Regions from separate parts of the Mus musculus genome. Here region 2 is linked to region 1. The links are chromatin loops, found by intact Hi-C in ENCODE. Cell type or tissue: left cerebral cortex. All regions are shown on one strand. Links, peaks and the distances in the headings refer to the core of each region. The heading gives the core; the rest is flanking DNA.

Region 1 (2,899 bases), core at 136-2,635:
AGGACCAAGTTCTGTATATCAGCGTCTATGTCTGTTCAAAAAAAAAAAAAAAGCCTGAAATTTCCCAGCAACCATAATACATCTCAACTTATACAAGGATTCTCTTTCAAGAATATTCCAGTCACACTAGAAAATGTCTGCCACATACATTTTTGTCCACGTTAGCAAGCACCTGTGCACCTGTGAAATGGCTACCTGACCTACTTTAATATCTACCTGATAAAAATACCCGCTTCCTTCTCCAAACCCCAAATACTTAACAACTATATCACCCTTAACGTCTGCTTTATGACTACCCTCCTAACTCTAACATCCTGATCCAGTCTCTTCATTCTAGGCTTGGTTCCTCAGAGCCAGGTCAGAGAATTTGACTAGACCACTGGCTCCACGTAATTTTAATTCTAAAATGTATTCTTCAAAGCGCCAACTTCAAAAGACTGGCAGCAATTACAAAAAGCAAAATACGCCTTCACAATCTTTTGACCAGCCTACAGAACGGTTGCGGGATGGTGAAAATTTCTAGTGTGGGAAAGACAGTGCTATTACACACCGAATTGTTTTTTCATTTATTCTCCAAAGTTAAAATTCCAAGCAGAGGCAGAGAAGAATTTAGACCTAGTAGTCAATCAGGCAATCTACCTGTAAAACAGGTTTACCTGTACTCAAATTCTAGCAGATTATTTAAACACAGTAACAAGATGGCCTGTGCACAATGTTGTCACTTGCAGAAACAGTTAAAAGTAAAGAATTACAGTTGCTTATGAGCAGTCTCTGAAGACCGTTGTCAGGGTAGAAAGAGTCAAGGCGGGGGGGGGGGGGGGGGGGAAGGGGGGGTCACCAAAGTAAATAACCACTGTCTTTGAAACTAGGTTAAACTAGGGAAATTTTCTTCCAGAAATTAGTACTTGAGTCCTGAGTCCAATAATCTCTTCAGCTGATAATCACTTCTTTGGCCACGTAATCCGCCCCGCCCCTACCAATATCTGCGTTAAACGGACTTTAAAATACTTTAGGAGAAAAAGGGTGAGCATTAAGTCAATCCACGGAGTGCCAAGTTCCACGCCGCACAGTGCACACCCCCCCCCCCCCAGCACAGCCACTTCTCCAAAGTTGCCACCGGTTTGTCCCTAGTCCCGGCACCCCAGCTCCTCTCTTGAGGTGCGTGACCGGCCGGAGGCGGGGGTCCGAGAAGCCAGGGTTCACGCCACCGCCCTCTGTACGCCACCGCACTGCCGTCAATCAACACTCCCACCCCCCACCCCCAACCCAGGCCGAGCCCCGGGACTCCGCGCGGGGGGCGCGGCCAGGGGACCGACGGGATGGCGATCGCTGTGTGTGAAGGAGGGGGACGGACAGACGTCACTCCGAGAACTCCTAAGTTGTGCGCGAGTGCGCGCTCGGGGTCCCCGCCGGGGCGCGACCCCTGGGGGGGGATGGGGGAGCGCAGGCAGCAGAGCCTCGGCGGGACGTCGCTCGGGCCCGTCGCGCTCACCTCTCGAGCTGCGCCGCCTTCCTCCGCCGCTGCCGCCGCCTCCTCCCGATGAGTGCAGCGGGGTCTGCCCTGTGGAACCACCATACCAGTCCCGCCCGCTGCTGCAGCGCCTCCGCCGCCGCTCTTTGTTCCCCCTCCTCGGCCGCCGCTCCTCAGCCGCCCGCCTCGGCCGCCCCGGACCCCACGAGCCGCCGCTACGCTCTGCCGCCCTCTCGGACCCCGGCCTCGCCCTCCTCGCCGCGCCGGCCGCCGCCTTCGCCTCCGCGCCGTCGACGCCGCCGCCACCGACGCCGACGCCTCCTCTTCCGCGCCCCCCTCGTTTTCATTGAAAGCAAACAAGCATCATGGCGGCGGCCGCCGTCCCCCTCCCACCCCAGCCAGCGAACGCCCCGCTCACCGCCGCCTCTCCAACATCCCGGCTTCTCATTGGCTGACGCTGCTGGGCGCGACTATCCCGCGTCGTGCGGGGGTGGACTCTTGGCAGCCCGACGCTTTAGCCCCGTCCGCGTTCCCCCCGGTCTCGGAGCAGTGAGCCGGCCCGGCGCGCTCCTGCCCGCCCTCCCAGCCTCTCTTCCCGCTCTCTCTGCGCCTTTCCTTCTCCGCGCCTTCTGTCTCCTCCTCTCCTAAAGCTGTTTCTCCGCGGTTTAGTTGCTCTTTTTCTTTCTCGTCCACTTTTATCTCCACTTTACCCTTGATTTTTTTTTCCTCCTCTTGATTCATTTTGCTTTTTCCTTGGCCTGTCAATCACTTGGGAGCACAGATTAAATTCTCAGACGTTTAACCCTATCCAGTGTCTTGATCTTCCGAGAAAGAAAACTTACACTCTTCAATAGTCAACTAATTGTTCCTGCCCTAACTATGCAGGAAAAAAATAATTAATAGGCAGGGTTTGTTTGTTTTTTAAATTATGGGGTCCTAATTTAAGTAACGAACTATAGCTGCATTCGAGGGCTAACATAGTCTACTCAGGACATGTGGTTTCAGGTAAACCGGAAAAGGAATGGGCTGATTAATGATACTTACATCAGGAAAAAGTACTTGGCTGGTATTCAGGACACAGGGATTAATCAAGCTCCACCTTGTCGAGTCAGCGTCATGGTGTACGGGCAAGAGTAACGCCCAACAGGCTTCAAATACACTGGCGATATAGACTGACAGGAATTGTGTGAAGGAAAATAGCTACCCCGACCTCCGTGGCAGATCAGCCCAGAACTGAGCGTGAAATGGCTTCCAGGAACTAACAAGAAAAAAAAAAATGCCTCTCAAGGAAGCCCATCTTTCGTTCCAGGATGTGGGACTTGCATGGCTGTTGCCTAAGGCAGAAGAGAACTAGGCGAGCAAAGCAGCGAGGGACAAAAGCCTTTCCAAGAACCAGATGTTCTGTTCAAGGCAGTTTGTGTTTGCCTG
Region 2 (2,899 bases), core at 103-2,602, 870 kb before region 1:
ATGGGATGGCTATGACAAGGGATGACCTTGAACTCCTGACCCCGTGCCCTTTAACGCTGTGATTTACAGGTCTGTGCCACCAGGCCCAGCAAATAACACATCACCGAAGGTCCTCGATGTCATGACTCTGAGTTCTTGGTGAACCAGAAGAGCCTTAGCTCACCATCAGTTGTCCTGTGCCTGAAACCGGTGGCCATTCTTTAGTCCAGGGATTCACTTGTTTCTTCAACTGACCTAATAATGTTCCTTATCTTCAAAATAATTGTAGGTGAGTTTGCAGAAAATTTAAAACGTCCCATGGTGGAAGAGGAGAGTCAAGCAAGAGCCTTGAGGTTATTATGAAGACTTCAACTTCTTTCCTGGGAGTTAGCAGCCACTCACTGGTGGGGTTTGAGCAGAGGGCTCTGATGGATACTGTGGAGACATGGGCTCTGAAAGGGTTCTCTAAAGTTAAAAAAATTTTTTAAAAATGGAAGCGATTGTAGAGTGTGGTGACTGAGGCCGGGGGATTGAACCAGGGCAAGGAGCCGAGTGGGGGACTCTAGAACCCAAGAAGAAAGTAGGAGGTCATAGACCGGAGAGAAATGGAGGTGGTAGCATCCCGAGTGGCGAGGAGAAAATGCTGTGAGGAAGGACAGACACACCAGAGAGGTGAGGTTTGCAACTCTCGGTTAGAATTGGGCGAGTGGATAGAGACATTGACAAGAGAGGTTTTGAGAGAGGCAGAGAAAGAAGCTTGACCCAAGTGGCCTCCAGAATGAAAGGATAGAAAAACTACTCCAAAAACAAAAACAAAACGGTCCCTGGAACCCAGCTGTATACCAGCTGGGGAGAGACAGAGGGATTTGGGGTAGGTGTGGATTCTGAATGAAATGAGGGTAAATGGCTGTATTACTTGTTCAAAATTAAAGGGATAACTGTAAGAGATGATGTAGTTACAAAAGTGGACAAAAGGCCACGCTTGGGATGAGGAGGTAGAGCCAAATTCCAGACCCTAAGTTTAGCTCAGCGCAGTGCCAGGATGAGTCGGTATGCGGGGAACCAGACACCTTGTCCCGGGAGCCAGGCCTTTGCCCCTGTAGGGCAGGGTCAGCCTAGGTCAGCTACTGGGAGTGGAGCCCAGCTGGCCTTGCGCGCTCACCTGTCCCCGACAGTTCCCTACTGCTGACTGGGCCATACTGGGCGGCCTAGAAAGGCGGTGGAAGGGGGGTCGACAAAAGGGAGATCGGGGCTAGGGTGGTGGCTTTGGGAACCCAGAGAAAGGGCAGCACCTGCCTCCATTCTCAGCTGGGTGCACCCTCGGCTCACGTCTCAGCTTGCCCGCTGCCGGCCCCGCCCCTCCTCGCCCAGTGGGTACTCGGAGCTCAGCCCAGCTTGGACAGTAGCATCCAGGGACCTCCCCAAAGCCACAAGACTCGAATGTACTAAGGACACGGATGGCGACTGTGGGGCCGCGGACCGGGCCGAACGCAGGAGCCGAGGCGCTGGCCCTAGCGGCAGAGCTCCAAGGCGAGGCGACGTGCTCCATCTGCCTAGAGTTTTTCCGGGAGCCGGTGTCAGTCGAATGCGGCCACAGCTTCTGCCGAGCCTGTATTATGCGCTGCTGGGAGCGTCCCGGAGCTGGGACCGGCACGGCGACCCGCACGCTGCCCTGCCCACTGCCCTGTCCTCAGTGCCGCGAGCCCGCGCGCCCCAGCCAGCTGCGACCCAATCGACAGCTGGCCGCGGTGGCCTCGCTCCTTCGGCGCTTCAGCCTGCCCCCCACCGCCCCCGGGGAGCGCGGGACTCCAGCGGTGCCTGCCCGGGCGGCGGCTGCGCGGTGCTCCCAACACGGAGAGCAACTTAAGCTCTACTGCCAAGACGACGGCCGCGCCATTTGCGTGGTGTGCGACCGCGCCCGCGAGCACCGTTCGCACGCCGTGCTGCCGCTGGAGGAGGCGGTGCAGGAGGCCAAGGTGGGTGCAGGATGTCCCGGAGCCCTGGCTCTGCTCCAGCCCTCCCAGCTCTCCTTGCGGACTGCAGGCAGGGTCCTACAGAAAAGCCCCGGTCTCCTTTTTCTCTTTCTAAAACTGTTTTCCCCTCATCTCTTCTCGTCCCTCAGAGCCCGATGCCTGGAGGCCTGGAAGATGGCCCCAGGGACTTGAAATCTTGTCTGTCCCCAACCGCTAATGTAACTCTGCCCAGGAGAAATTCTGTTTGTCACGCCCACATATCCACTGCCACACTCCTACTGCGTTCCCAGGGGCGTGGCACTACACAAAGTACCAAGTTCAAAGAGGAAGAACACAGAATAGCGTCCTGGGTTAGGTGGTCTGTCTGAAGGGCTGTGAAGCCCATTGGTTCTGGGCATCTTCCCTTTTAGTCTGTCCCTCGATAGGCTGCGGCACAAGAGGCGTGTGCAGCTCCCAGTCTCTGCTGCCCTGTTGTGCTCCAGCCTTCCTACAGGATGAGAGGAGAGCTGAAGATAAGATAGACCGAACCAAGGTGGGAGTCTCGATTCTCACCGCAGACCACGTGATTGATGCCCTTGAGGAAGTGAGACTCCCGGACCTTTGGAGTTCCCCTGCATTTGTTCTGCACCAATAGGCTTAGTCTGCAAGTCTCTGTTCACCCCATAGCCAGAGATGGTATCTATCCAGTCTCCTGCTCCTGAGAGCAGAATCTTGGCTTTCTCCTGGATGGTTCTAGGAAAGTACACGAGAGGGTATCCAGAATTTTCTGACCACGTGTCTTCCTTCTACCACAGGAGTTGCTGGATTCCAGGCTGAGGGCCTTGAAGAAGGTACTGGAAGACTATGAAGCGTTCCGGTCAACAGAGGAGAGGGAGAGCAAGGAGCTTCTAGTGAGTCCAAGTGTGAGAAGCATAGGGTTGTGGATGACCAAGGCAGAGAGAGAGAGA

What was found. Peaks named below come from ENCODE experiments on the same cell type or tissue, not always from the same donor. Only the 100,000 strongest peaks of a DNase experiment are listed, where the experiment ranks them.
Region 2: it touches region 1 in a loop (2.5-fold over the local background); 2 of 42 quality-filtered maps call a loop at or near these places.

What each region holds. Positions count from the first base shown.
Region 1 is chr11:49,710,862-49,713,760 of GRCm38, forward strand. It overlaps Cnot6 (CCR4-NOT transcription complex, subunit 6), which reads right to left and starts at 1,861. Exons shown (of 12, transcript NM_212484.2): 1 at 1,493-1,861. It overlaps Gm36411 (a long non-coding RNA gene), which reads left to right and starts at 2,611. Exons shown (of 4, transcript XR_879826.3): 1 at 2,611-2,899. In left cerebral cortex, for the core only: a CTCF peak has its summit at 1,471; DNase peaks (open chromatin) are centred at 1,353 and 1,951; H3K4me3 peaks cover 2,399 bases; H3K27ac peaks cover 1,192 bases.
Region 2 is chr11:48,836,091-48,838,989 of GRCm38, forward strand. It overlaps Trim7 (tripartite motif-containing 7), which reads left to right and starts at 1,381. Exons shown (of 7, transcript NM_001347446.1): 1 at 1,381-1,955; 2 at 2,747-2,842. The coding sequence starts at 1,437. In left cerebral cortex, for the core only: a CTCF peak has its summit at 1,512; DNase peaks (open chromatin) are centred at 1,514, 1,878, 2,157 and 2,521; H3K4me3 peaks cover 1,647 bases; H3K27ac peaks cover 1,091 bases.